2 separate regions of the Homo sapiens genome follow, and region 2 is linked to region 1. A link is an interaction called in ENCODE POLR2A ChIA-PET data of the cell type or tissue named here. Cell type or tissue: A673. All regions are shown on one strand. Region 1 overlaps CDH4 (cadherin 4). Region 2 overlaps CDH4 (cadherin 4).

Region 1 (4,000 bases):
AGCTGTCTCCCCCTGCCCCACACCAGCTGGCATTCCCTGCAGAAGAGGCCATTTGGAAAGCAGGCCAAGGAACCAGTGAGCCTGGGAGTGAAACTGAGCCTGAGATAAGAACCACAGCCCAGCCCCGGCCCGTACCTTGATTGCATCGCAGGGAGACCTGAGCAGAGAGCCCAGCTACGCCACACTGACCTGCCAAACTCTGAGAAGACAGAGGAGTGTTGCTTCAGCTGCTACGCTTGTGGGAACTGGTTACGGGACACAGAAAACTCATCACATGCCTTTCATACCTACTGATCCCGCCAAAACACCTTCCCCAATCTCCCCTAGAACCCGGCCAGAGAACCCGTCTCCCCAGAGCCTGCTCCACCTCACATCAAACCTTAAAACATTGGCTGATCAGATTAGAAACGTGGTGCTTTGGTTTGCTTTTAACTGATTTCTGGGGCAGGAGAGCATTTTCACAGACTCGCTGCTTGCATTGCTTGTGTGTTTTGCACTGATATCCCTTGTCCACTTACTCATCGTTTTCTGTTGTGTGCACTTGTTGTTACTGAACGGTGGTGAGATGCGGGTCTTTTTAAAGATGAGTCACAGGTGACATAAGGAGTGGGGTCAGATTTCAGGGTCTCTGAGTTCTGAAACCGAAGAGGTTCATTTTCATACGGGGCTCCATTTTTACATTTGCCGCCTCGTGTTGAACTGGTGCCAGGGTCCCACACATGGGACCTCCTTCATGTGTGAAGACCATAGAAGAACAAAGAAACCAGGACATGACTTAGTTTAGGTGCAGTCCCGCCTGGAGGCAGGGGACAGAGAGAAAAACCCAGCAAACTCACGGTGCTCAGGGCTTGGGTGCCTCCTGGGTGGCCCCTTTTGTGGGGTCCATGCCCTGCAGGCGATTGGGGATGGTGTCATCAGTGTGTCCTCACACAGTCAGGACACGGAGGGCAGCAGCTTCTTAGGGTCTTGCTCACACCTGTGTTTTATCCGCCTCTCCTCCTCAGTGGCAGAGCCTGAGGGCCGGCAACAGGCGCCACTTCTATGAGACTGGCCGACGCTTTCCACAGCTGAGGATCCTCCACCACAGGCTGAAGCCACCTCGTTTCCTCACTTGAGCAGCGCAGAAGATAAGAACAAACTTTAAAATCCTGGATAATCCTCACTTTACTAATAAGCATTTTATCTAAATCCTGCTTTTAAAATTGTGCTTCCCCAACCGGTGTTGGTCGAAGTGAGTTTCCACATCCAATTTCCAGTCTGCATTCTGAGAGCACTCGCTCCAGGCCTGTGCGTCAGGCTGATGACTCATCCCGGCCTCATCTCAAAGCCAATCCGTGGCCCCTGCCAGCTGGGGCTCCACCGTGCTGCATCCATGTCCACGCATGCACTTGGCGCTGCCCTCCAGCCCACCCCCAGGGATGGTCCGTGAATGCCATCCAGAAAATATTTATTTAAATTAACTTAGCAAAGCTTTTTACAACACACATCCTCATGTGCCACACATTTCGGCTCTTTCATATTAATTCATTCCACCTTATAACAAATGGAAGTAAATCCTTTTGCTAAATCCCTTTTTTTTTTTTTTTTTTTTTTTGAGATGCAGTCTTGCTCTGTCGCCCAGGCTGGAGTGCAATGGCACGATCTTGGCTCACTGCAACCTCTGCCTCCCAGGTTCAAGTGATTTTCCCTGCCTCAGCCTCCTGAGTACCTGGGATTACAGGCACCCACCACCATGCCCGGCTAATTTTTGTATTTTTAGTAGAGACGGGGTTTCACCACATTGGCCAGGCTGGTCTTGAACTCCTGACCTCAGGTGATCCACCTGTCTCGGCCTCCCAAGGTACTGAAATTACAGGCATGAGCCACTATGCCTGGCCTGCTATACCCATTTTACAGATAAGAAAAGTGAGGCAAGAGGAGGCCACCCAGCTGGAGAGCTCAAATATAGCAGGTCAGGTCCAAGGTCTCCCTCTGGTGCCTGTGTACCGAATTTCCCTCAGCAGCCCTCAGCAGCTCTGTGTACCGAATTTCCAAAACCTGAAGGCTGTTGAGCCTTGCTTTTCCCTTGGCCCACCCATCTGGGGGCCTAGAGATGAACTATTGGCATAGATATTAGTTGTCCTGACAGCCAGGGCCTCGGAGCAGCTGATTCTTTCCAACACGTATTCAGCACCTCCTCCCTGGACAGCGCTGTGGCTGCAGCTATGGATAAAACAGTGAAGAAGGCTGCAAGAGGCTGGAGATACTTGTCTCTAATGCTGGATCTGGCTGAGGGCAGGACTGCCCTCACTCGTTCTGTTGTGCGCTCACCTGCTCCCCAGCCCTCACTCCTGGATCCAGCATCCACGGTTTAGGGTAACAGATCCATCTACTTCATGGCATCAAACACTTCTGACACAGCCCCTTTCTAGCCAAAGCATTCTGATTGCCTCTCTATTTTCCGAGGGCCTCTGCGACTCTCCTTCGACTGCCTCCCTGGCTTGCTCTGGCTTTCATCCAGCCTGATAGAGCTTTCTGGGGGAGCCAGGGGAAGAGGCTACTTCCCAGTACATGCCGTGCAGGGTCCCCTTGCCACGGCATCCCTCCACCACAGTGATGGCAGAGTCACTCAGCGTGACTCTGCTCTGCCATGTACAGCTTCAGTCAAGACCAAAAGGCCCCAGACTGTGTCAGGGTAGGATTCTAAGGAAGGGCCACTGGGGCAACAGCCATAACAGCTAAGATCAAACATAATGCTGGCCGGGCGCAGTGGCTCACACCTATAATCCCAGTGCTTTGGGAGGCCGAAGGGGCGGATCACTTGAGGTCAGGAGTTCGAGACCAGCCTGGCCAACATGGTGAAATCCCATCTCTACTAAAATACAAAAATTAGCCGGGTGTGGGGTGGTTCCCTATAATCCCAGCTACTCAGGAGGCTGAGGCAGGAGAATCGCTTGAACCTGGGAGGCGGAGGTTGTAGTGAGTTGAGATCATGCCACTGCACTCCAGTCTGGGCAACAGAGCAAGACTCCCTCTCAAAACAAACAAACACACAAACAAACAAACAAACAAAAACAAATAAATTAGCCAAGCATGGTGGCAGGCACCTGTAATCCCAGCTATTTGGGAGGCTGAGCCAGGTGAATAGCTTGAATCTGCGAGGCAGAGGTTACAATGAGTCAAGATTGTGGCACTGCACTCTAGCCTGGGTGACATAGCGAGACTCCATCTCAAAAAAAAGAAAAGAAAAGAAAAATTACACTGATGAGTGTGTTCCACCCATCAGACAGCTCTTCCAATAAAAGAACCTTGAGCAAGAACGAGAAGTTCTGAAGACACCACCCAAGATACCTCTAGGAAGGGAAGAAAACAGAGGCATGTGACGTTCCCTCAAGGCCCTCGCTCACCATGAACACAGGACAGGGCCTCTCCCCATGTTTCAACAGAAACGTATGAAACAGCAGACATAATTCCCAAACCACACGAGGCATTGAACAGACCTGCAGATGACAGAGATTCTCTTTCCTCACTGCACAGATTCCTATAGTCAGATTCCATGGCATGTTGCAACACATTTGTATGAAATTATAAAAACCAACATTCACCCCAGGATTGTGCAACAAATAGAATTTATTAAAGTACTTGTGAAGCGCCTCCAGTGAGAAATTCATCTTTGGTCCAGATTTTAATAAGGATTATATAATCATAATGAGACTGTAATAAAACAGCATCACCTGAATAATCCATTTTATTACCAGTTTTATTATGAGTTCCCCATTTATTACAATTCACTGGATATTTAAAGCCTATGTAAATGATGCAATATAAAATATATGAGGAACAAGAATTATGGTGCTTACCTATGTAAATTTATCTTCCTGATATCTAAGATCTCCAGACTTCTGAAGTTTACACAATCAAAAAGGATCTTGAAAGGTTACAAAGGTGGCTTTGGGTCTCAGGAATGAAATATCAATGTCTCACCATGAAAATGGTCATTCCTTCCTATGGATTTGAAACC
Region 2 (4,000 bases), 84 kb after region 1:
TGCAGCTGGCTTCTAATCAAAATTTAAATATGCCAGGGCTTTTCGATTTTATTTTTCACGCTGTTGTTATTATTATTATTGCTATTTCCCCATCACTAACCTCGAAGTTTGGCCTAAAAAAAGAAAGAATAGCCTTTTCAGAGTATCAAAAAGAAAACCTCAGATGCGCGGGTGCCTATCTGTATATTCATTATACAGAACTGCACGTGCACGCGAGGAAAAGTTCATCATAACAAGGCTTAACACAGTGACGATTTCGGAGGCTAGGTCTATTTAAGTCATTTTCTACCACCAGAATGGTGATAATGCAATACAAAAAACTCCTCTTGCTCCTATCACAGCACAGAGCCGACTAAATCAGAGTCCGCTTTGTCCTTTCAGAGACACCCATTATCTTCCCAGAGAGCACAATGTGTGTATTTTACAAAACCCCCAACACAAATGGAAATAAAAAAACACATTATGAAGGAGATTGGAGGAGGCTGTGCCGTGATGTATGATTAACCGTACTCTGTTGGGTGCGAGTAGCAAACAACATCAAACGACCCAAATTTCTAGTAGTTTTTCTCCATTAATTTCTACATTCTGCTCATAAAACGTTCGCATAATACCTTTCCGGTCTGGAAGAGTGCAGGTTTGTTTCATAAACATCGCTTATGGAAACTATAAAAGCACCTTCTTCACAGTCAGCAGAATGTAAAAACAAGGTGCCCAGCTGTCCGTGATTCCTGGGATACAGAAGGAATTAAGTGCAAATGTCTCCTGGGGCACTGGCTTCCAGCCAGCATGGAGTCTAAAGACCTGCTGGGCTGAAACAAACCAGCAAAGCCTGGGCCAACCCACTTTTAAGATCCTTTTGGTTCTTTTCTACCTTGATTAGGTATGGAAATCAGCATAGAAAGCCCCAGGGACGAACAAGAAAGACAAACAGGATGCTGGTGGCAGAATCTTGGGAAAAGCCCATGACCTCCAAAAAGTAAGTTCATGCTTCAGAGTGTTGGGAAAGTAAGAGAAGAAGGAAAATGAAGGAAGAGGGAGAATTCTGGGGAAAGTGTTGGAAAATATGATGAAAGGAAGGTAAAAAAGAGGGTTATGGAATGAAGATATAATTTCCAAATGAAAGTCTTGTACATCATTATGTTTTAAAAAGCAAATAAAAATAGAGTTTGAAGATACAGGCAAAAGGTGACATTCTCGTCCTCGCCATCCAAGTCTTATTTTTCCTTTTCTACTCTTGCTCCTACCTCTTCTCCTCCCTTCCCATGCATCGTATTAAAATTTTCCATGCACCATCTCAAGCTAAAAAAAAAAAAAAAAAAAAAGGAAGTAGAATGAGCAGGGGAGAGAAAATGGATCTGAGTGGGAAAGGGGAAAGTAGGAGACCCCGAATGATTAAAAAGTGAAATGGGACAAGACTGAAAAGCATGACTTCCAAATACCAGGAAAGCCTTTATATCGAAAACACCATGAATAGGTCGGGCACACTGGCTCATGCCTGTAATTTCAGCACTTTGGAAGGCCGAGGTGGACAGATCACCTGAGGTCAGGAGTTTGAGCCCAGCTTGGCCTACATAGCAAAACCCTGTCTCTACTAAAAATACAAAAAAAAAAAAAAAAAAAAAATCAGCTGGGCGTGGTGGCGCATGCCTGTAATCCCAGCTACTTGGGAGGCTGGGGCAGGAGAATTGCTTGAACCCAGGAGGCGGAGGTTGCAGTGAGCTGAGATCGCACCACCGCACACCAGCCTGAGTGACAGAGTGAGACTCCGTCTCAAAAACAAACAAGCAAACAAACAAAAAACACCATGAATAAACCCAAAAGACAAAATCACAGAGAGTATTTATAATGAGTATGGTAGGCAAAAAGGTTAGTAAATAAACAGTATACAAAGAATTCCTCCAAATCATACTGGAAAAGATATGTACTCCAGAGGGAAAAACGTAAGTTAAAATAAACACACACAAAATCCAAAGAGATGACTAATTTACAAAGAAAAAAACTAATGACCAATAAACAATTGGCAATAAAAATTCAGCTTCACTAATAATGACATATAAAAATGTGTAAATAACAATTTTCCCCTAACAAATTGGCCAAACTGAATATATTTATTAAGGTATATATATAATTGTACACACTCTCCACCCCAACACATACCCTGGGTTAAGGTGAGACAGGTGCTCAGACACACACAAACTCATGAATGGATAAGCGGGCTGGGCTTTCTTCGGGCAGACCAGCAACACATGCGGAAACCTTAAAACCATTCTAGTTCTTCAGTCCTGGGAGTCAACCCCAAGGAAATGAACAGAGATGTGTGAAAAACGCATGCACAAGAATTCGCTTTACAGCCACCTTCTATCATGAAAAGTGCAAGCAACCCAACTTTTTAAGATGAGGCGGATCAGCTGAACGATAATCCATGAGATGGAATGTTTATGCAGCTATGAACGTTTGATGACACGGAACAGTGCAAGTGATGCCAATAGAATAAGACTGTTTGTTTAAAAGTATGACGCTAGATCTTATTTAAAATTGTTTTAACTTAAACTATGGGTATGATCAAAGTATAATCTTTTTATTGGAGAAGTAATTTTGTAAGCAAAATAATTAATCAAGTATTTATGTACATTTTTGCACCCCTACTTATTTTTAGATATATAAATAAAAGTGAGACAAACTTGTAGAAATAAGTTTATAAGAAAATAGCAGTAGGCCTTGGTCTAATAAATGTATTTTACATGATTATCTCTGGCTGACACTGCTTAGTGACTGCTAGTCCAGTCTGGTTCCAAGGTCATCTTAGTAAAACACACCCTTCCCAAGTATGACCCACACATTTGATCTCTGATTTCATTTTTCATGGTCTTTCTTAAAGTGGACCTAGGAATCATCACTTCTAAATCAACTGCGCACCCACAGTTTCCTTGTGGTTTCAGTTTCACTGCCATGTGTGCTACACTGTAACCAACTGCTATCCACCAGCGGGCATGGGAGGCTCCAGGGCCAGCGTTCTGGAGGAAAGGACGCCAGGCACTGGCCCACAGATGGCCTCCTTCAGGACTGCGCGGAGGACTAGCTCAGATGGGCTGGGAACCCTCCCTCCCCATGTCAAATCAGGAAAGGGCGAAGGACCATGGCGTCCAGCCAGCACGTCACATCCTGGGAAAGGTCTCGCAAGTCTCTACCTTTAATGCTGCAACATGGCTTTACTTCTTTTTCCTTTTTTAAAAATCGAGAGCACTGTGAAATATAACACAAACCCGGTGTATTCTGAAGTTGGTGAGAAAATTGCTTCTCTAGAACTAAAAGTAGAATGGCCTTGGTCCCTTTGCCTCCTGCTGACCTGTTGGAAGAAGGAAGGAAGAGGAAGGGAGGGGAGAGGGGGAGGAGGGGCCGGAGGGAAGCCAGGGGAGGTTTGAGGGGCATTGGTCTTGCCCAGCTCTTCGTCACTCCCACCCTTCCTATCATCTGCACTCCCATGCCCCGCCTGCCTCAGAGGGCCCTCACTGTGGCTGGTCTTGGCATGGGGTGCTATGGCCACTCACTTTGAAGGAGAGACCTGGGGCAACAACTCATGCCTTCGGCTTGGCCAAGTGGACCTTTCCTTCGGAGTCAGACTCTGAGCACTGATGCTGTCCTGCCTGGGGATGGCCGGGGCCCTGCCTGGCTCTCCACAGGCCTCTTGGTTCCTGGATATTGTTCAGCTGGGGTCCCCCAGCTCCATTGATTCCAGAGCTTCCTGACAGTCTTCGAATACAATCCCTGGCCAGAGGTGGCCAGGGTCAGGCTGGGATTCTTGCAATAGGGAGTGGGGGAAGAGTGGAGAAAAAAGACTAGGGACAAGAATTCCCCGTAGCAAGCACCAAGATGGGAAGGGAAAATGCTCCATCAACACATGCGTGCACGCACACAGAGATACACACAGCCACAGAGAAACACACATGCAGATACATACAAACACACACGCAAAGAAACCCACACACATATACACACAGAT

Evidence for each region. ChIA-PET counts read pairs that join two places held together with the same protein. Peaks named below come from ENCODE experiments on the same cell type or tissue, not always from the same donor. Only the 100,000 strongest peaks of a DNase experiment are listed, where the experiment ranks them.
Region 2: POLR2A ChIA-PET joins it to region 1 with 5 read pairs; 2 of 35 experiments call an interaction of 5 or more read pairs at or near these places.

The regions. Positions count from the first base shown.
Region 1 is chr20:61,529,067-61,533,066 of GRCh38, reverse strand. The region is part of intron 2 of CDH4 (cadherin 4); the gene reads right to left. Among named protein-coding and RNA genes, the nearest start is that of CDH4-AS2, 190 kb to the left of the region's middle. RefSeq lists an enhancer at 1,115-1,616. In A673, no CTCF peak of the experiment used is centred here; a DNase peak (open chromatin) is centred at 2,176; H3K27me3 peaks cover 655 bases.
Region 2 is chr20:61,444,947-61,448,946 of GRCh38, reverse strand. All of the region lies in intron 2 of CDH4 (cadherin 4), which reads right to left. Among named protein-coding and RNA genes, the nearest start is that of CDH4, 190 kb to the right of the region's middle. RefSeq lists an enhancer at 1-265. In A673, no CTCF peak of the experiment used is centred here; no DNase peak of the experiment used is centred here.